Linked DNA regions of Homo sapiens: region 1 is linked to region 2. A link is a loop called in an ENCODE intact Hi-C map of the cell type or tissue named here. Cell type or tissue: B cell. All regions are shown on one strand. Links, peaks and the distances in the headings refer to the core of each region. The heading gives the core; the rest is flanking DNA.

The links. Peaks named below come from ENCODE experiments on the same cell type or tissue, not always from the same donor. Only the 100,000 strongest peaks of a DNase experiment are listed, where the experiment ranks them.
Region 1: a loop joins it to region 2, with 1.9 times the contacts of the local background. A loop is called at or near these places in 2 of 110 quality-filtered maps.

What each region holds. Positions count from the first base shown.
Region 1 is chr11:95,542,710-95,548,094 of GRCh38, reverse strand. No RefSeq gene overlaps it. Among named protein-coding and RNA genes, the nearest start is that of FAM76B, 240 kb to the left of the region's middle. RefSeq lists an enhancer at 4,916-5,210. In B cell, for the core only: no CTCF peak of the experiment used is centred there; no DNase peak of the experiment used is centred there.
Region 2 is chr11:95,484,847-95,490,231 of GRCh38, reverse strand. No RefSeq gene overlaps it. Among named protein-coding and RNA genes, the nearest start is that of SESN3, 260 kb to the right of the region's middle. In B cell, for the core only: no CTCF peak of the experiment used is centred there; a DNase peak (open chromatin) is centred at 2,601.

The DNA of each region.
Region 1 (5,385 bases), core at 106-5,105, 58 kb before region 2:
TTAAATGACATCCAATAATAACTTATCATAACTCTAAAAGAAGCACAAAGAAGAAAAAAATCCACTAAAATAAAAAAGATTTTAACAAATAACCATTTGCAGAAATTACTTGTTCTTGTTCTCTTTAAGTAGCTATCTTTAAGGGAGAGATTGTCTTTGTCTGGGTTTCTCTAAAATCTGCCTCTGAGACAAGCATTTGGGTGCCAGTATTTTATTTGGAAGGAGGTCCTGGGAAACATGTAAGACAGTTGGAAAGTTAAGCAGTGGAGACAGAAATGTTAATAAAGTATGTGTTAATAATCAAGTCACCATTAGGGCAAGTGAGACAAACCTATCAGGGTTCATCTGAGAGACTATGTGTTAGCTGGGTCCTGCAAGAAACAGGCTCCAAGACAGCATCAGATGTGCAAGAGATTTGGTAGAACAAATGCCTCTGAGGCGGAAAAGAAATGTAGCGGGTGGAGGTGGGGAGAGCGATCAGACCACAATGGAGGTGTCCCCTGTGAAAGACAAGGAGAAGTAAAGAGGATCACACAGGATGACTCTCAGACTACAGTGCAGTTCTAAGAAAAGTTCAGTCCAGCCAATAAGAAGCATGGGGCCAAAGCCATCTGCCAGAGGAGATCCACATCTCTCAGAAACGGGCTTTGCTTCAGTGTTCTAGCTGCTTTTAGTCATTGGCTAGGAGCTAATGTGTGTGAACTGTGACTTCAGCATGAATGCAGCCTTTTCCCTCAGGGGCATTTCCCACAACAAGTCTCTTACAAATGTAATCCCATGTTATCGTCTACTTCCTAAATAATCTAAATGAACACAGTGGTACTGAAAGCTGTCCAAGAAGACAGACAGTAAAATGAGGCCTCAGGACTGGCATACTCATACTCACTGGACAAAGAGGATGCCATCCTGAATGGTAACTGGGGCCTGGGTAGTCCCAGGCACAAAGTGGCAGCTCATTTACTAACAATGTCACCAATGGTGACATGGAAAAATGTCCTAGTGGAAGAGGTCACCACTGTGGGTGCAACCATTCAGGTATTTGAAAGATCTGGGGAAAAATGCCTGCAATGACAGTGGAGTTGGCTGGAGACTGCTAAATTATACTGATACCTCAAAGAGCATGAAAAACAGAAGGTTATTGACAAGTAGTAAAAGGCTAAATGTGAGAACCAGAAAGCCTTTTTGGTAGCTTACAAAGAATCACTCATCTTTAGCAGTAGAAAGCACACACAGCTGAACAGACTGAAGTTCTGATAGAGTTACAGGGATCAAAGGACATATGAATGCTAAGTTAAGGAAGATCTGTTGTTTTAAAGTTACGATCCTGGTTAGGAGAACTTTGGGACACTGAAACATGGGATAGGGACATCTGAATGAAGGTTTTGAGGGCATGGGTTCTGCAGACCTCTGCATATCCTCAGAGCCTGCAGAGGTGGTTCATTCATACCTAGCAAGAGCTAGCATTTCAATGCAGTGGAAGACACTGCAGAGGCCTCTTTTCGGCAAGGCAGCAAATGCCCTCCTCAGGAGCTTCCCCAGTCTCTTATGCTGGCTGTCAGGCAGATAACTAGGGTTAAAAGCCACCATAACCCAATAGGGAGTATGCTGAGCCTGAAACAGATGGACAGAAACTCTCTACCTAGGAATTTTCATGAATTAGCTAGCACGTGCCAGCAGAAGCAAATGCAGTATCATTGAGATTGAATTTTGAGAGTACTTGATCAAGAGAGCTGTAAAACTGCATAAACAAGAATTCATTCATATGGGGGCACTTTCTTTGGACATAGGCTTTAACATCCCAGAAAGAACCCCAGAGAATGGGATAAACTTGCTGCTAGGGTGGCTCTTAGAAGCTCAGAAAAAGTGATAGCTAATGTTGAATGAAGCAGAAGTGCCTAAGTTGCCCTGAAAGAGCACAGAGGAAGAAACAAAGAGGTTGAGGAAAGTGAGAATCCTGACATGGATATATTCTGTAAGACCAGAAGATGCACTAGAAGAGTATGCTTCACAGGAGGGTCCAGAGGACATACCTTGCATGAAGGCTGCCAGGCATGCACAGGTGAGAGGCCACCAGCATGAGTGAGAAGTTCAGTGGTGGCTATCCTCTGCAGGCTGATGGTAGTAGAGGTAATCACCGAGTTTTTAATAGCTATGGGAATGATATAGTCCCCAGATAACAAATATCCGGTACAGCACTCAACCACCAGAAGGCAGGAGCCCACAATTACCATAATGACAGGCAAGGAGGTTGACACAGAAGGAATCGTGGAAATGGTTAAAAGAGCTTAGCATCCGTGTGAGCAAGATAGACGAATAGCCAACAAAGATGCTGCTAAACATCTACGACCAAAAAGAAAAAGAAAGAAAGAACAAATTAACGGAAGAGCAGGACACTGACTGAGGGTGGTCACCCAGTAAAATGTCATGATCCTGGACCTGAGCCAATTTTCAGATCAGAAGCTCGTTTGCTGAAGAGGAGGTCAGCTTTCTAGGAGACAGGGCCCTAGGATGCCACGGCAGATATAAATTATGATGATTCTTTGAGTTTCCTCCCAAAGGGATTTATAGCTATTATTAGATGACTGTACACTGTGAAAATAGAGGTACCCAGATTTTTTTTAGGACTAATGGACAGAGGGTCTGAGTCAACATAGTTAGCTGAAGACCTAAAGCACATTATGGCCCCTGTGTTAGAAAGGGAGCTTAGGGGAGCCAGGTAATATGGAGTCCTGGCGAAAATGTGGCTCCCAGTGGACTCAATAGGTTCAGGAACCCACCTAGTGGCCGTTTCTCCAGTCCTAGAGTGTATAATTAAAACTGATATACTGGGCAGTTGGAATAACCCTGACATTGGGTCATTTGCTTGTAGGGTAAGAGCTATTACAGTGAGGAAGTATAAGTAGATACCTATGAAACTGCCCATGACCCTGGCCTAGCTAGTAAATCAAAAGCAATGTTACATCCTCTGTGGCATGGCAGAGGTTAGGGCCACCGTTAAAAAGCTGCAGGATGCAGGAGTGGTGGTAATCATCAGGTGTCCATTTAATATGCTAGTCTGGCTCCTGCAGAAACCAGATGGATCATGGAGAATGAATGACTTCACTGGCATAACCCATTCACTGAAGGCATAGCCTAGTAGTAGCCCCAGTTGCAGGTGCTGTGCCAGACATGTGTTGTAGCTAGAAAAGATTAATAAGCCTTTAAATCCCTGGTATGTAGCCATCGATTTGACATATGTGCTGTTTTCTATTCCAATTAGAAAAGAGGATCAGAAAGACTTTGCATTCATGTAGAACAGACAGCAATATTCATAAGATCTGTTGGATCATATGGCTGAAGTTGCAGGGTTTTGCCTCAGGGATATGTTAGGTCTCCTGTCTTGTGTCATGATATATTCATAAGAGATATGTATAATCTGAATATCCCATAGATAACCACTAATATACAATGTGGATGACCTCATGCTATTCACACAAGACAAGCAAAAGTGACTCATTTGCTTGAAGCCTTCTAAGACACATGAGCTGCAGAGAATGAGTAATGAACTTTATGAAGATTCAGAAAAACTGTCACTTCATTGAAGTTTTTAGGGGTGCAGGGCTAAGGGACATGACCTCCAAAGTAAAAGGCAAATCAATGCATCATCTGTCTTCTACCACAAAGAAGGGAATACAGCAGCTATCAGACCTCTTTGGAATCTGGAGTATTCCACAAACTAGCAATACTACTCCAGTTCACTTAATGAAGCTGCCAGCTTTAGGTCTAGAACAGAAAGGGGCTGTGCAGCAAGCCAAAATTGCTGAGCAAGCAGCCCTACCATTTTGGCCATACGATAGAGCAGTCTCTGTGGTGCTGGAGGTTCCCGTGATGGGAAAAGACCCAGCATGCAGCTTATGGCAGCTTCGGGGAGAGAATCACAACCTTTCCATCTACAGCAAAGGATGATGCCTTTTGAGAAACAGCATCTGTTCTATTGCCCTGGTAAAGACAGAATACTTAAGTATGGAGCATCAAGTGACCGTAGCAGTGGAACTGTCCATTATGAGGTGAATTCTGTTGGACCTCCCTAAGTCACAAAGTCAGACAAACACAGCATTTATTTATTGGAAGATGGAAGTGGTATGTTCAGGATAAAGCCTGAGCAGGATCTGTGGGCTTGAGTATCTATCTGTCTCAGCAGGTAGCCCAGACTCCCATGTCACTGCCTCAGTTGTACCAGCTCACATATATTGGGTCAAGAATGCCCCATAAAACCAGCTGACAGAGGAGGGATAAGGCCGAGCTTAGTTCACGGCAGGTTGGTACATGAGTACAAGCAGCTGCATTATAGCCACATTCAAGGGTGGTCTTGAAAGACGGTGGAGAAGGGGACAATCTTCTCAATGGGTGAAGCTGTGAGCAATGCATCTGGCCATCCACTCTGTGTGGAAGGAGAAGTGGCCTGAGGTGAAAACGCATGCAGGTTCTTAGTTCATGGTCAATGGCTTTGATGTCTGGTCAGGGGCCTGGAATGAAAAGGGCTGAAAACTAAGGACAAAGAGGTCTGGGGTACAGACTGTGGGTGGATGTATGCAGTGGGCATGAAGTGTAAAGATTTTGCTTTATATGTAAACATCTGCCAGAAAGCATCCTCCATGGAAGACATGCAGAATACCCAGTAGACAAAATGACTCAGCTAATTGACATAAGCCAGCCTTTGCTATCAGTCCCTCCAGAACTGACACTTTGTACACATGAATGGAGTGGCCAGTGGCACAAAGTTACATGTGGGCCCAACAAGTGACACTCACTTACCAAACCACTAGCTCCTTCTGCCTCTGCATATCCAACCTGCAAGCAACAGTGAGCAAGGCTGAGTCTCTGATATATCCCTACTGCTCCAAGAGACCATCTCAGTGTAAGACAACTATATTGGAGCCTTCTATTCTGAAAAGGCCAGTGCTTTGCCCTCACAGGGACAGATACATATTCCAGGTATGGATTTGCCTTTCCAGCCCACAGAACCTCAGATAGCACCACTAGCCAGGGCTTATGGAATATCTGACCCACAGACATAATCTCCGCACAGCAGAACAGCCATCTGGGAGACTCTGTCATTGCAAAGCAGATGCAGGGGTGGAGATATGAGGGCTGTATTTTCATAGCAGCCACAAGAACATAAGTTAGAATTGTCCCACTGAGGGGAGAGAAAGCTGGGTTATTAAGCACAAACACCAGTTCCTCGCTGGCTCAGTGTTGCTCCTCAGGTACCAGCTCTTAGCCTGTCCTGCCCTACTCAAACTGAGCATGATTTCATGGCTGTTTGAATGCCATCAAGCAAAGAGACATAGGAAGATATCCACAGGCCTGGGAACTGTCTGCCTGTGACCTCCAGAGTAGGTTGAG
Region 2 (5,385 bases), core at 119-5,118:
AAATATTGAATACACATGGACAAAAATATGGGAGCAATAGTTGGGAGGGAAAGGAGCATGCATTGAAAAACTACCTACTTGGGGCTGGGTGTGGTGGCTCACACCTGTAATCCCAGCACTTTGGGAGGCCGAGGTGGTGAGATCACGTGGTCAGGAGTTCAAGACCAGCCTGGCCAACATGGCGAAACCCCGTCTCTACTAAAAATACAAAAAAAAAAAAATTAGCCAGGCATGGTGGCGCATGCCTGTAGTCAGAGCTACTCGAGAGGCTGAGGCAGGAGAATCTCTTGAACCCAGCAGGTGGAGGTTGCAGTAAGCTGAGATCACGCCACTACACTCCAGCTTGGGCAACAGAGTGTGACTTTGTCTCAAAAAAAAAAAATAAATAAAAACTACCTATTTGGTACTATGCTCACTACCAGGGAGATGGGACCATCCATACCTCAAACCTCAGCATCACACAATATAGCCATGTAACAAACCTGCACATGTACCCCCTGAATCCAAGAAACAAACAAAACAAAAAACAAACAAACAAAAAAATGCATTGTACCAAGTGAAAGAAGGGAAACTCAAAATGCTACATATTATATACCCCTTTTCTATAACATTTTTGTAAAGGCCAAATCATAGGGTCAGAAGACACGTAAGAGGAAGTGAAGGGGAGTTTTGTTAAGAAAGGGACACTGAAGGATTTTTTGAGGTTCTCATACTCTTCTATATCTTAATTGTAGTGGTGGTTACATGACTATACAGGCATATAGAAGCTCACAAAGCTATACACTAAAAATGTGACTCTGACTCTATGTAAATTATAATTTTTAAAAGCAAGAAAAAAAGTTACATGATCTGGCCCCAGTTTACCTCTTGTCTTGTGATTGTCCTCTCAGTCACTACAATCACTGGACTTCTTCACCTCCTAAAATGCCCCATGCTGTCACTGCCTCCTTCACACATACTGTTCTCTTTGTTTGAAAAGCTACACACTCTTCATCTGGTTCAATCTTACTCATTCTTAAGCTTCGAATACTGGGTTCAAGTCCAGGGTCTACCATTTACTGGTTGTATGACCTTGGGCTTATTAATTAACGTCTTTGTAGGTTTCCTCATCTGTAAAACGGAGATATTAATAGTACGTATGTTATAAGGTTTCCTTGAGGATTACAAGAGGAAATAAGTATGCCTAGCTCATAGTAACATTATATAAGTATAAGGTAGCATCATAGTTCATCAGGGAGGTCTACCCTAACTTCCTTTTTATACTATCTCCTGTTATTTTCCTTCATAAGCATCATAAAATCTGTATGAATGTATTTATCTGTGTGTTTGTTTAATATCCAGCTCCAGAGAAAGTAAAGTATTTGCTTTGTATACTATGTCCGTCTACTGTATGCTATTTTGGCATGTTTGGGCTGCTACAGCAAAAATACCACAGGTTGGTGGCTTATAAAAAAAAAGAAATATACTTCTCATAGTTCTGGAGTCTGGGAAGTCCAAGATCAAGGTACCAGCAGATTCAGTGTCTAGTGAGGGCTTGCTTCATGGTTCAGGGATGGCTGTCTTTTTGCTGTGCCCTTACATGGCAGAAGGGGACCAAGTGAGTTCTCTAGGGTCTCTTTTATAAGGGTTTTGGTCCTATTATCTAATCCTATGCAGAGCTCTTATGACCTAATTACCTCTCCAAAATCCCATCTCCAAATACAGTCACATTAGGGAATTATATTTTGACATACGTATTGGGGGTTTAGTGGGAGAGAGGGGGATAAAACATTCAGTCTATAGCATCTATCTATCTATATATACTCTATATATTCACACTATGTATGTCCCTTGCAGGGGTTCTACCCACAGACCCTGACCCAGCGATGGATGAGAGACATACACTGATGCAGATATTTTGCCTGTCTGGCTGAGGGTCTGGGCCACTCACAGACACCAAGGAGGGTGCTGTAAAGAGTCACAACTGCAGCCACAACTAGCTGGCCCTGCTGGCACTTATTCAGCACACACTAAAAAACAAAGGCTTTGAGTCTACACCACAAGAGGGTAATTAACCTGGTTGCCCTCCCCGACCCCCGACCCCCGAGACAGCCATCCTGCCCGCAAATGATCAAAGGTTAGTTTTAGGACCACATGTGTAAACAAGCTATTTAGATAAACTTCCTTACATTCCTTTGTACCTACTTTAAACTATTTACTTAAGGTAAAGATTAGGCTGCCTTCAGCCGATCTATTACTGGAGTTTAAGCAAACCCCTCCACCTTCCAAGAAGGTTTGTGTCTATTTCTTATAACTATCTTTAAAATTTTTCCCACCAGCCTGACTGAACTCCCACAGTCCCTGACACAAGGTAGGCATTTAATAAATACTAGCTAAATGAATGAATGAATGGGTAAAAGAATGGCATCCTAGAGGAGCATGTTTCTCATAACTTAATCTCTTGCTGGGATGCAAATGCCATTGTTATCCTGACTACATTCACAGAGTGAATGAATGATGAATACCGGTGCAACTTGTTGGCTCTTTTGAGTCAAAGCTCAGACTCAGCTGCTGTTGCCTCACTCCTCTGCTTCCCCCAAGCCATGCCTCACTGCTCTCCTAGTTTCACCTGTGACTGGGTAGAGAAGTCAGGCAACCTCTAACTTGCAGGCTCAGTCATCTTCAGTTCAACAAGTAGAGAGTGGGAAGCCACACACTGGCCTCAGAGGTTCAATTCTCTACTCCACCTTTACCAGAAAGCCATGCATTCTGAAAGTTCTTGAACAAGCCTCACTCAGCAAAGTCCATCCTTTGATACCCTCAGCACTCACGTGTTAGGGCAAGTTGTTTAAATACTGTATGAGGCTGTGCTCTGTGAAGGAGAAGACTTACTAAATAGAAGAGAAACTTGTCAGCCAGTGCCCCATTCGTCTCTGCTCTGGGATTGTTCCCTGAGAGAGAGGAACACGAGAAAGAAAAGTCAGTTCTTTCATTGGGTGGAAAAAAAAAAAAAAGATCACCAGACACCCAGATGGAAGAAGGACCAGAGTAGGTGGCTCAGAGGAGGCTGGCAGCTGCATGGACCATTGTGTGTCGGGACAAGGAGGCAGGGCTCTGGGCAGACACAAGTGAACAATAGACAAGAGCAACGCTAGGGGTTGGAGGGAGCAGTGGATGGGTGGGCAACGCCAGCGGTTGGGTTTTGGGGTGGGGGGCGGTGGGTGGGTGGCGGCAGTCTCCCAAAGCAGAAGGTCTTGAACGAATGCTATAAGTAGTGGTTCCGCTTCAAGGTAAGGCAGGCTACTCCTCCTCCCATAAAGGCTCTTGAGGAAACAGTGAACATTCCCAGGACTATACAATTTAGGGTACTAAGGGATTTTCTAGCTACTCATATAAATCCCCTTAAAAAACTCAGAAATATCTAGAGATGGGCACCTCTGAAATGAACTGGACTACCCATGTGAACATGTTGGGGGCAGGGGACCAGAGCTGTGGAAATGTAGGAAACATTATTGTAAATGTTAATACTTCTTCTCACCCACCAGCTGGCAAAGCTGGATGGATGTCAGTTATGCCCACTGATTGACTGAGCTGCGATCCTGTCATCGTGACCACTGCACCTCTCCATCTGGCATTTAGTCTCTGTGATTGGGATAGTTTGGGAAAGTGGCCAAAATGATCATATCCTGCTCTCCACAGTCTGCTTCAACAGCTGCATGTACACCCAGCCTATGCCCCAAAATATATGAATCTAGACAAAATAAGTTTTACTTTGGATTTGATTTAGAAGAGATAATATCAAAATGAGAACATTTTCCATGAATAAGTGAACATAATCAGGGTGCTCAATTATAAAATTCAACTGATGCTATTTAATAGAAGTCTGTTTAAAGTTATGGAAATTCTACATGGGATCATGTCTCATGATTATCATACAAAAATATAAAACCAAACTGCAGTTCACACTAATAAATGCTGGGTTAGGTAAAGACACTCCAAGGTCATGAAATTTAGCAATGTGTAAAATTTGAGAAGACTAAGATGAGACGGTGGACTTCTTTTTGTTTCTTGTAAAAAATAACTTTTATAGACCATGTCACCAAAGGAGCAATTAATAAGAAAGAACACATCATTAAACTCTGTCAGGTAATTTATATGCCACAGTGTTCATTGTTCATAACCCAGGCTCTTCTTAGTGAATCATAACATTGTCTTAATTATCACTACCATTCCCGGGTAATTGGTTTCCTTCCCTCTCATCCAGTAATGGGCTTTCAACCAAACTTTTGAACTCTTTTGCAAAGCATGTACCTTAGATTTCACATGGATTGTCATCTTAGGAGCAAATTAACTGAAGTTTTCCCTCACAATGTGGTCAGGTCATAGAGTCCCAAATGCCCGGAACAATGAAAAAAATGACTTCTACCACAATTACCACAAATTCTTCAGACACTTACCAATCCACAGCTTTTTGTTCTGGGTTTTGTAAAGAAGTAATTCAAAGTTAACATTTCTGGAATCCTTGGAGACACAGAGTCTCATGAATATGATCTATTCTGGAATTGCCTCCTTAGGCAAACAAGCTACAACCAGTTGATGCAAGTCTGACTTCATGCTGGGTTAACCTTACAGTGGGAAAAGGCATGACAGGCATGGAGTCATCCTCTGGCCTATTCTTTAAGAAAGATGCTGGTTGTTGCTATTCACACAACTACTGTGAATTATGTGCTTTATTTGGAAATGTAGACTTTTTCTTAAAAGAGTCTTTTTGGACAACTATGGTACAAGATAATTGGCTTGCCTGAATTGTGCACTTTTCAACCAGTTGTTTTAATATCATATACTGTCAGTCCAGTCAGAGAAAGAAATGAATAAATTTTGCATTAGCTAATCCTTCCTCAAAGCTGTGAGATTATCTCAATGAGTTAACTAATGCCTTTATACCAAATGGTTATATTTGAAAGGTATCTGGACAGAGAAGATGAAAACAACATAAAAAAGTGCTTCCGAGAGCTTAATGTATATACAAACTGCCTGGGGAACTTGTTAAAATGCAAATTCTGATTCAGTGGATGTGGGGTGAAGCCTGGGATGCTTCATTTCTGACAAGTTCCCAGGTGGTAATAATGCTGCCACACCAAGGCCCTAGACATGGGCCCAGTTATCCATTTAAACTAGAATTCCACATGACCTTGAGACAGGTGAGAAATGCTGGAGAGTGGTCTGGAGCACAGGTTCATAGCTGGAAATACCTGAGTTTCAATCCCAACTCAACTGCTCAACGACTGAAGTAACTTAAGACACTTAAACACTTAGAGCCTCATCTGTAACATGGGGCTCATTATACCTCCCACTCAGAGGGCTACTGTTGTACAAATGAAATGTATAAATAATTTAACATGTTGC